Linked DNA regions of Mus musculus: all the other regions are linked to region 2. The links are chromatin loops, found by intact Hi-C in ENCODE. Cell type or tissue: left cerebral cortex. All regions are shown on one strand.

Evidence for each region. Hi-C counts contacts between places; a loop is a spot of excess contacts. Peaks named below come from ENCODE experiments on the same cell type or tissue, not always from the same donor. Only the 100,000 strongest peaks of a DNase experiment are listed, where the experiment ranks them.
Region 1: it touches region 2 in a loop (2.4-fold over the local background); 9 of 42 quality-filtered maps call a loop at or near these places.
Region 3: it touches region 2 in a loop (2.5-fold over the local background); 11 of 42 quality-filtered maps call a loop at or near these places.

Annotation. Positions count from the first base shown.
Region 1 is chr16:91,458,622-91,461,121 of GRCm38, forward strand. It overlaps the pseudogene Gm46562. Among named protein-coding and RNA genes, the nearest start is that of A930006K02Rik, 5.2 kb to the right of the region's middle. In left cerebral cortex, a CTCF peak has its summit at 1,556 (motif pointing left); no DNase peak of the experiment used is centred here.
Region 2 is chr16:91,371,320-91,373,819 of GRCm38, forward strand. Ifnar2 (interferon (alpha and beta) receptor 2) reads left to right here and starts at 1,464. Exons shown (of 9, transcript NM_010509.2): 1 at 1,464-1,755. It overlaps Gm36587 (a long non-coding RNA gene), which reads right to left. Exons shown (of 4, transcript XR_876244.2): 1 at 2,271-2,500. In left cerebral cortex, no CTCF peak of the experiment used is centred here; DNase peaks (open chromatin) are centred at 1,494 and 1,776; H3K4me3 peaks cover 1,485 bases; H3K27ac peaks cover 1,317 bases.
Region 3 is chr16:91,483,793-91,486,292 of GRCm38, forward strand. It overlaps Ifnar1 (interferon (alpha and beta) receptor 1), which reads left to right and starts at 1,423. Exons shown (of 11, transcript NM_010508.2): 1 at 1,423-1,624. The coding sequence starts at 1,552. In left cerebral cortex, a CTCF peak has its summit at 1,066; a DNase peak (open chromatin) is centred at 1,271; H3K4me3 peaks cover 1,925 bases; H3K27ac peaks cover 1,541 bases.

The DNA of each region.
Region 1 (2,500 bases), 87 kb after region 2:
ATTAATCTTCTATGCTGCTCGTGCCTCGGCTGATTATATCAGCAACCAAACGCGTCAATCTGTAAGCCTTGAAGCCTTCCCATGCTGTTTGGAATCCTATCTCACTCACCATGTGAATGAGTCTATACTGATGATGTGCCTTGCCCATAAAAAGGAACAATATTTTTCTTTCTTTCTTTCTCTCTTTCTTTCTCTCTCTCTCTCTCTTTCTTTCTTTCTTTCTTTCTTTCTTTCTCTCTCTCTCTCTTTCTTTCTTTCTGTCTTTCTTTCTTTCTTTTCATACCAGATTATTAAAGATACAATGAATTGAAAGTTAAAAAGAAAAGAAAAGAAAAGAAAAGAAAAGAAAAGAAAAGAAAAAAGAAATGGCCCATAGTTTCCTATGGGAAACGGTAAACCCACAGATCCAAGCTCAAGGAGCCATGGGCACAAAATTAATACAAGATAATTTGCTATACTACTTCAACTAGAAAGGGTCTGCTGGGTGCCAGCCAGAGGTGTCCATGCAATAATCAGAGCAGCCAGCCAGACTGAAGCAGCTGCCAAGCCTCCATTCACTTTCTGTGACAATACAGGCAGGAGGCAAAGGGAGGCAGCCTCTTGGCGTTCCTTTCTCTCCCACAGATCAGCTCAGCAGAAGTCAGGGTGCCGCAGGGAAAACCACGGGAAGGGACTCCCATGAGTTGTCCTCTGTCGGCAGCACATGCTGGGAGGGGGGGGGGCTAAATGTAAATTTAAAAATAAAAATAAAGCTTTGAGACAACATTGTAAAGAATTTAGTGGATTTAAACACTAGAAGTTGGCTAGTAATCTTGCCCAGATCAAAGCAAGCAAATGGTGGGAACAGAAAGGCTGAGTTAAGGGGCTAAGGAATAAATGGGACATTGAAAAATAAAGATAGTGAGTCTGGAGGGATGGCTCAGTGGTTACTCCTGCAGAGGCTCTCCTAAAACCCACAGCAGCCACAAACATCTGTGTCACCAGTTTCAGGGGATGTGACACGCTCCTCTGACCTTCTTGGGTACCAGGTGCATATGTGGTGCCCAGACATATATGCAAACAAAACATTTATACGCATAAGATAAATCTTTTTTTTTAAAAAATAAGTTTTGTTTTGGACAATGGTAGCTCATTTGCTTATGACGGATAGGAAGGATGGCCTCTGGAAGGACTGGAGAAGATGTTTCCCTTTTAGTTGGGAAGCTGGAGAAGGCTGACTGGTCTGTGAGACGGAACAAGATGGAGAGGACATGATGGGAGTAGGGTGAGGGGGCACACTCAGCACTGGGGAACCACCCTGCAGAGGAAGGAGTCTGCTCACTAGAAGATAGAAGGATGGGCAGTTTGGTGTTAAGGAACTGAGACCTAATCGGTGCATTGCTTACATCTTTCAAGAAAGTAGAAGCCGGGTAGGGAAGCACCTGTTGAAAATGAGAAAAGTGAGGCTGGAGAGATGGCTCAGGGATTAAGAGCACCGACTGCTCTTCCAGAGGTCCTGAGTTCAAGTCCCCGCCACCACATGGTAGTTCAGTCATCTGCAATGGGGTCTGACGCCCTCTGCTGGTGTCTGACGACAGCGACAACATACTCATATACATAAATAAATAAGAAAACCTTTAAAATGAACAGAAGATGAGAGACGTGCTGGGGAGAGGTTAGGTGTGAGCGCAGGCCCTAAACTGCAGCCCACCTGAGGCTGTGGACTGACTTTTTTTTCCACAGGCATTCGATATCCTTTTTTGTATAGAAGAACCAGCTCTCACCTGGGCCCTTCTAAGCAGAAAAATGATCTCTTCCTACTTAACAAACCTCAACCAACAGCAACCAACCAACAACCCATTGACCTTCTTGGGGGCCTAGCATTTATATTCCCTCTGAAAAGTTCCCCAGAATGCCAAAGGTCAAACAATCGCAGAAACTATCTGCAGCTGGCAAGATCATGCTCCTGCTAGCACATGAGACAAACTGTGGTTACTTGCTGAAGACAGTCTGAAGCAGCCCCATATCCTGTACCCAGGATTAAGAAGAAAACATTCTTATAATTTTCCTGTGTTTTTCAAAGAAGCCAAAATTCCAAAATTGTCACTGCACATATCCCTTTTTGTCAAAGTAACTGAATATTTCTGCTTCCCCACTACTACCCTTGGCTGTCACTCACATGGACTGCCTGCTGGGATGAGGGAAGAGCACCATGGGAAAATGAACTCAAAGTTTCACATAGATCCATCTGCTCAGGTGACTCTCATCTTGCTTCCAGCCAGGATGCACACAGGCTATAATTCCTGTTGAAATAAGGGGTTCACTTGAGCCGGACAGCAGTGGTGCACACCTTTAATCCCAGCACCTGGGAAGCAGAGACAGGTGGATTTCTGAGTTCAAAGCCAGCCTGATCTACAGAGTAAGTTCCAGGAAACCAGGGCTACACAGAGAAACCCTGTCTCGAAGAAAAAAAAGGGGGGGGGTCACTTGGGTGCAATGAAATTTGATTTGCATCATTAGG
Region 2 (2,500 bases):
TGAACGGCTTTTGTAGAGAACCAGGATCCCAGATAAGAGCCTTTCAAATTCATGAGACTGGTAGGAATTCTGCCAGTGTGACATAAGTGGTGGAAACCTCTTCAGGTCAGCCCAGAAAGAGAGACTCAGCAACTGTCAGTCCTGGTAGATGAAACTGTTCTCTTAAACTGCATATGGTGGCTCTGGAATGGTGATTCTAGCATTTGGTGGGTAGGGCGGGGAGATCTTAAGTTTCAGGCCAGCTGGACACACAAAGAGATCTTGTCTTTAAAGAGGGGGAAAACACATACACACGCTTTTTAACGGAAAGAAAATCCCTTTACATAAACTGTGAACTACCTCCCCTTCTCTTCCCTCGGAGATCTGAAAGTGAGAATCCAGGCCCAGGTAGGCATCATTGCCACGCCTCCTCTTACAGACTTCCATTAGCATTTCCACCTTGGAACTTCCACCTTCATACTTAGACTGTGCATACGCTACAGAAAGCTCCCGCGTATTCCATTTCGGAAGACAAGGGATGTCAGTTCCTAAGTAGGTATGGAAAGATTGTTTCTCCTTACTCTAAAATCGTTTGGTCTTTAGCCGGGCGTGGTGGCGCACGCCTTTAATCCCAGCACTCGGGAGGCAGAGGCAGGCGGATTTCTGAGTTTTAGGCCAGCCTGGTCTACAGAGTGAGTTCCAGGACAGCCAGGGCTACACAGAGAAACCCTGTCTTGAAAAACCAAAAAAAGGGGCTGGTGAGATGGCTCAGTGGGTAAGAGCACCCGATTGCTCTTCCGAAGGTCCAGAGTTCAAATCCCAGCAACCACATGGTGGCTCACAACCACCCGTAACGAGATCTGACTCCCTCTTCTGGAGTGTCTGACTTACATATAATAATAAATAAATCCTTAAAAAAAAAAATCGTTTGGTCTTGAGAGAGGGCCCTGGGGAATAGTAAGCAAAGACCCAAGAAGAAGCAGGCAATGAGTTATGGTATTTATAATTTTTGTTTGTGTCCTGTGTGGAAAATTATAATCAGAGGAGCTTAAAAACAAGTAAGCACAAGATGAGAGAGGGAGAGAAGAGGGAGGACTGGGAGGGGAGGGGAAGAGAGGGAAGCATGATTGACAAGCGTTCTGACACTCAGTTCTGCCCAGACCCCTCTTCCTTTGTATTTTGAGTCAGGGTGTCCCTACATTGCCCAGGCTGGCCTTAATTTTGCTCTGTATCAGATAGGTATTGAATTCGAGATCCTCCTGCCAAGGCCTTCCTGGAAGAAGAGAGTACACACCCGCATCACTAGGCCAGGCACCCAACCCATTCGTATCCAGTTAGTTCTAGGGATCAGGCACTACCTAGTCCTCCAAGGAGGCAGCGATAAACACAACAACCCCGATCCGTTAACTCTGGCTCCCTGGACTGTACTTGAAGTGGGTGGGGTCGTAATGGATGCGAAAGTGCCCATTTGTCGCCGGCTCCGCCCGGGCCCCGCCTCTCGCCTCGTTCTCTGTTCACCGCTAACCCCGCGGCTGGGAACCCTTGGCCTCCGGGAGCCTGCGTGGTCTAGCCCTAGACCAGGGGAAACCAGGCTGCCAGCGGAGACTCTTCGGGTCGCGGGGCACCGGCCATCCCGCCGCCGTCCCTTTCGCCTGGCTCGGCTCCCGCCTGCCTCCACTGCTCGCCAGCCGCGCGCAGCTGCGCCTGATGCCCAGAGCAGCTCGGAGGTGGCCCCAGGACATCCCAGAGGGGGATTCACGAGACCCGGCGATTCAGGTACTGTACTGCGGGCATTACGGGGACATGAATGGGTGTCGCTCGCCTCGCGGACAGTAGGACTGGGCCGCCTCCCCGCTGCCAGTTCCCGGAATCCCCTTTTCAATTCTCCTCTTCGGGACTCCGCCTCTTCCTGCCTTTCTTCCGTGGAGAGTCTGAGGATTCTAGCTCCCCCGACCCACAAGCTGCGTATGGGGGGCCCTCGTGGCCCCCGCATGGGCGCCTTCCTTTCACCGTTCCTTTGGTGAACTCTGGGTTTTTGTGGGCTCTCTGCCTTCACTCCACCAGCGTCGCCTCACCGAGGGTGCATGGGGCACCTTAGCCCGAGCCATTGCCAGATCCTAGGGGGTCCACATTCCTTAGGATCCACTACGCCTTGCCAAGCTAGTTATCATCTCCAGCCTCTGGGTCCTGTTCTGCGTCCTGACACCCCTCCCCCTACACACACACACACACACACACACACACACACACACACACACACACACACACACACTGCGCGCCCTGAAACCTACCTAAGGTCCCAGGATCGTTTGTTCAAGCTCCTACGAGGTCACTGAAGGGGTTGTGGCCCGCAGAAGATGGGCAGGGATGGGATACAGGAAAGGCACTGAGTTTATTGGTAGCTTGCATTTCTATTCCAAGCCAGCCAATAGTGCATGCGGTAAACCGTTGGCCCCATTGACCCATTTATTTGGTTAACATGGCTCTACTGGAAAACTTTGACAACCTATGAACTTTTGTG
Region 3 (2,500 bases), 110 kb after region 2:
AACATCAAGGGAGACTATCTGTGCATCACACAGGCTACAGGATGGGCAAAAAGCCTGTCCAGCTATACCTCAGACAAGGCTCTGATATCTCAAATTCATAAAGAACTTCAGAAAATAAGGAAATGAATCTACCAGGAACAAATGGCCCAATAAATCGAACACAGTTTTCAAACGCTGAAATATGCACCCAGTAACTATCTTTAAAGAACTTAATGTCCTGAGCCACCAGCAAAATGCACACTGACACTGCTTTGCCATTCTACCCCACCCTAGTCAGAATGGCTGACAAGAAATCTGACGAATGATGGTGAGGAAGCAGAGAGGAACTCTTTTTTTTTTTTTTGAGACAGGGTTTGTGTGTGGAGCCTTGGCTGTCCTGGAACTCACTCTCTAGTCCAGGCTGGCCTCGAACTCAGAAACCGCCTGCCTCTGCCTCCCAAGTGCTGGGATTAAAGGCATGTGCCACCACGCCCGGCATAACAAATAAGTTTCTTACTTTTTTTTTTTTTTTTTTCTTTTTTTGGTTTTTCGTGACAGGGTTTCTCTGTATAGGCCTGGCTGTCCTGGAGCTCACTTTGTAGACCAGGCTGGCCTCGAACTCAGAAATCCGCCTGCCTCCGCCTCCCGAGTGCTGGGATTAAAGGCGTGCGCCACCACGCCCGGCCCAACAAATAAGTTTCTTTATAAGATAGTAATCAGACAGAGACGGAGTTAAGGGGGTAGAGAGAGGGCTCAGTGGTTTAAGGGCACGTGCAGAGGACTGGCGTACAAACATGGTAGCTCGGAAGATCAGTAACTTTAATACCAGGGTATCTGCGCTCTACTGGCCTCCATGGGTACCAGGCACGCATATATGTACGGTGCACATATATGCATGCATGCATGCATGCAAAACACTCATACACATAAAACCAGCCTAAAACCACATTATTAGACAAAAGATCCAAACGCTGCATAATTCAAAACCCAAAGATTGAGCGAGTCACAACAGCAAACCATCCCACAAAATCAGGGAATCAAGTATAAAGATCTTGTGCAGTTGAGATAAAAGTGTTGCCGGCGCCTTCCAGGTCCCAGAGTCATTTGATCCACGGCCTCCAGGGATCCCCACACCAGGATTCGAGCCAGTGGACTAGTAACCCCCGGGGCAACGCCTCCGAACCCCCTCCGGACAAAAACAGGAAGCTGAGCCCGGAAGGAGGAGGGGCTGCGCAGGCGCACTGACTGCACCCCGCTTTCCTCTCAGGAGTCTAAGGACAATGCTGGGCAGTCTTTCCGGAAGTGGGGGCGGAGCGTGGCAGGGACCTCAAAGTCCCCAGGCCTTGACTGGACCGCGCCCGGTACTTTCCGAGCCGCTTGCTCGCGGAGAGAGCGTGGCGTCAGCGGAGAAGCTGTGCTGGGTGGAGGGGCGGGGGCGTTCACGGAAGGGGCGGGGCGCTGGAGGGGGCGGGGCGTCGCGGAGGGCCTAGCTGCCCAGAGGTAGTCTCCAGCTCCGCGGTGCTGCTGAGGAGAAGGAGGAGAATGTGAGCCGCCGCCCGGCCTCCCAAGACGATGCTCGCTGTCGTGGGCGCGGCGGCCCTGGTGCTGGTGGCCGGGGCGCCTTGGGTGCTACCCTCAGCTGCAGGTGAGCCGAGGGGCCTGTGCGAGGGCCGGGCACCATGGAGGGAGAGCTGGGCGCGGGTGACCAGAGTCCGCGACGCCCGCCCCCTGCGCCGCTCTTCAGCCTGAGGACGCTACCCGGGCCGAGCCTCAGGGCTGCTGGTGGGCGGGAGACCAGACAGCAGCAGAAATGCGCTCCCAGCCTAGTGCGGTTTGTCCCGGGCTGAGAGGAGTGAGGTGAGAGGCCCCCTAACCGGCCCGAAGTCAAAACCAGGAAACCACTGGGCTAGTTACATCGGGAGAATGCCCACTAAGGGGAGAGACAAGAGTTTTCATAGTGATGTGAGGAACCTAAAAAAGACGACCTAGCCTCACTCCTGGAGGAAAGTTCTGATTCCTCTTAGAAATCTGTATATCTGGGAAGTAAGTGATTGCCCCAAGTCTCACCCCGAAGATGGCCCATTTCTGGCTAGACGTGCATGATGTACATGCAGGCAAAGTGGTCACACATATACAGTAAATCGGAAAAAGACTATTATGAACAGAATACTGTAACTGCTACAAATGCTCTTGGGTCTTTTGTTAATCTCATGAGCACATTTGCTGCTCTTTCTGCACAGAATCAGTAAATCCCAACAGTTGGACTGGAGATCAAGCTAAGAGGATACGGATAACAGGATAGAGTCAGTTTAGGGATGACATCAAAGACTCCGTTGGTGGTACTGGAAGTGTGGCTCAGTGGTAGTGTGCACTTAGCATAGACAGCACTGAGAAACTGACAACTCAGAGTGGGGAGACTTGATGGATAGCTCCTGGTGGCTGAAAAGAAAGAAATTCAGACATCTCAGATGCATCCTCTTACATAGGATGTAACTAGAGGCAGTTCTGTAACCCTCTGGAG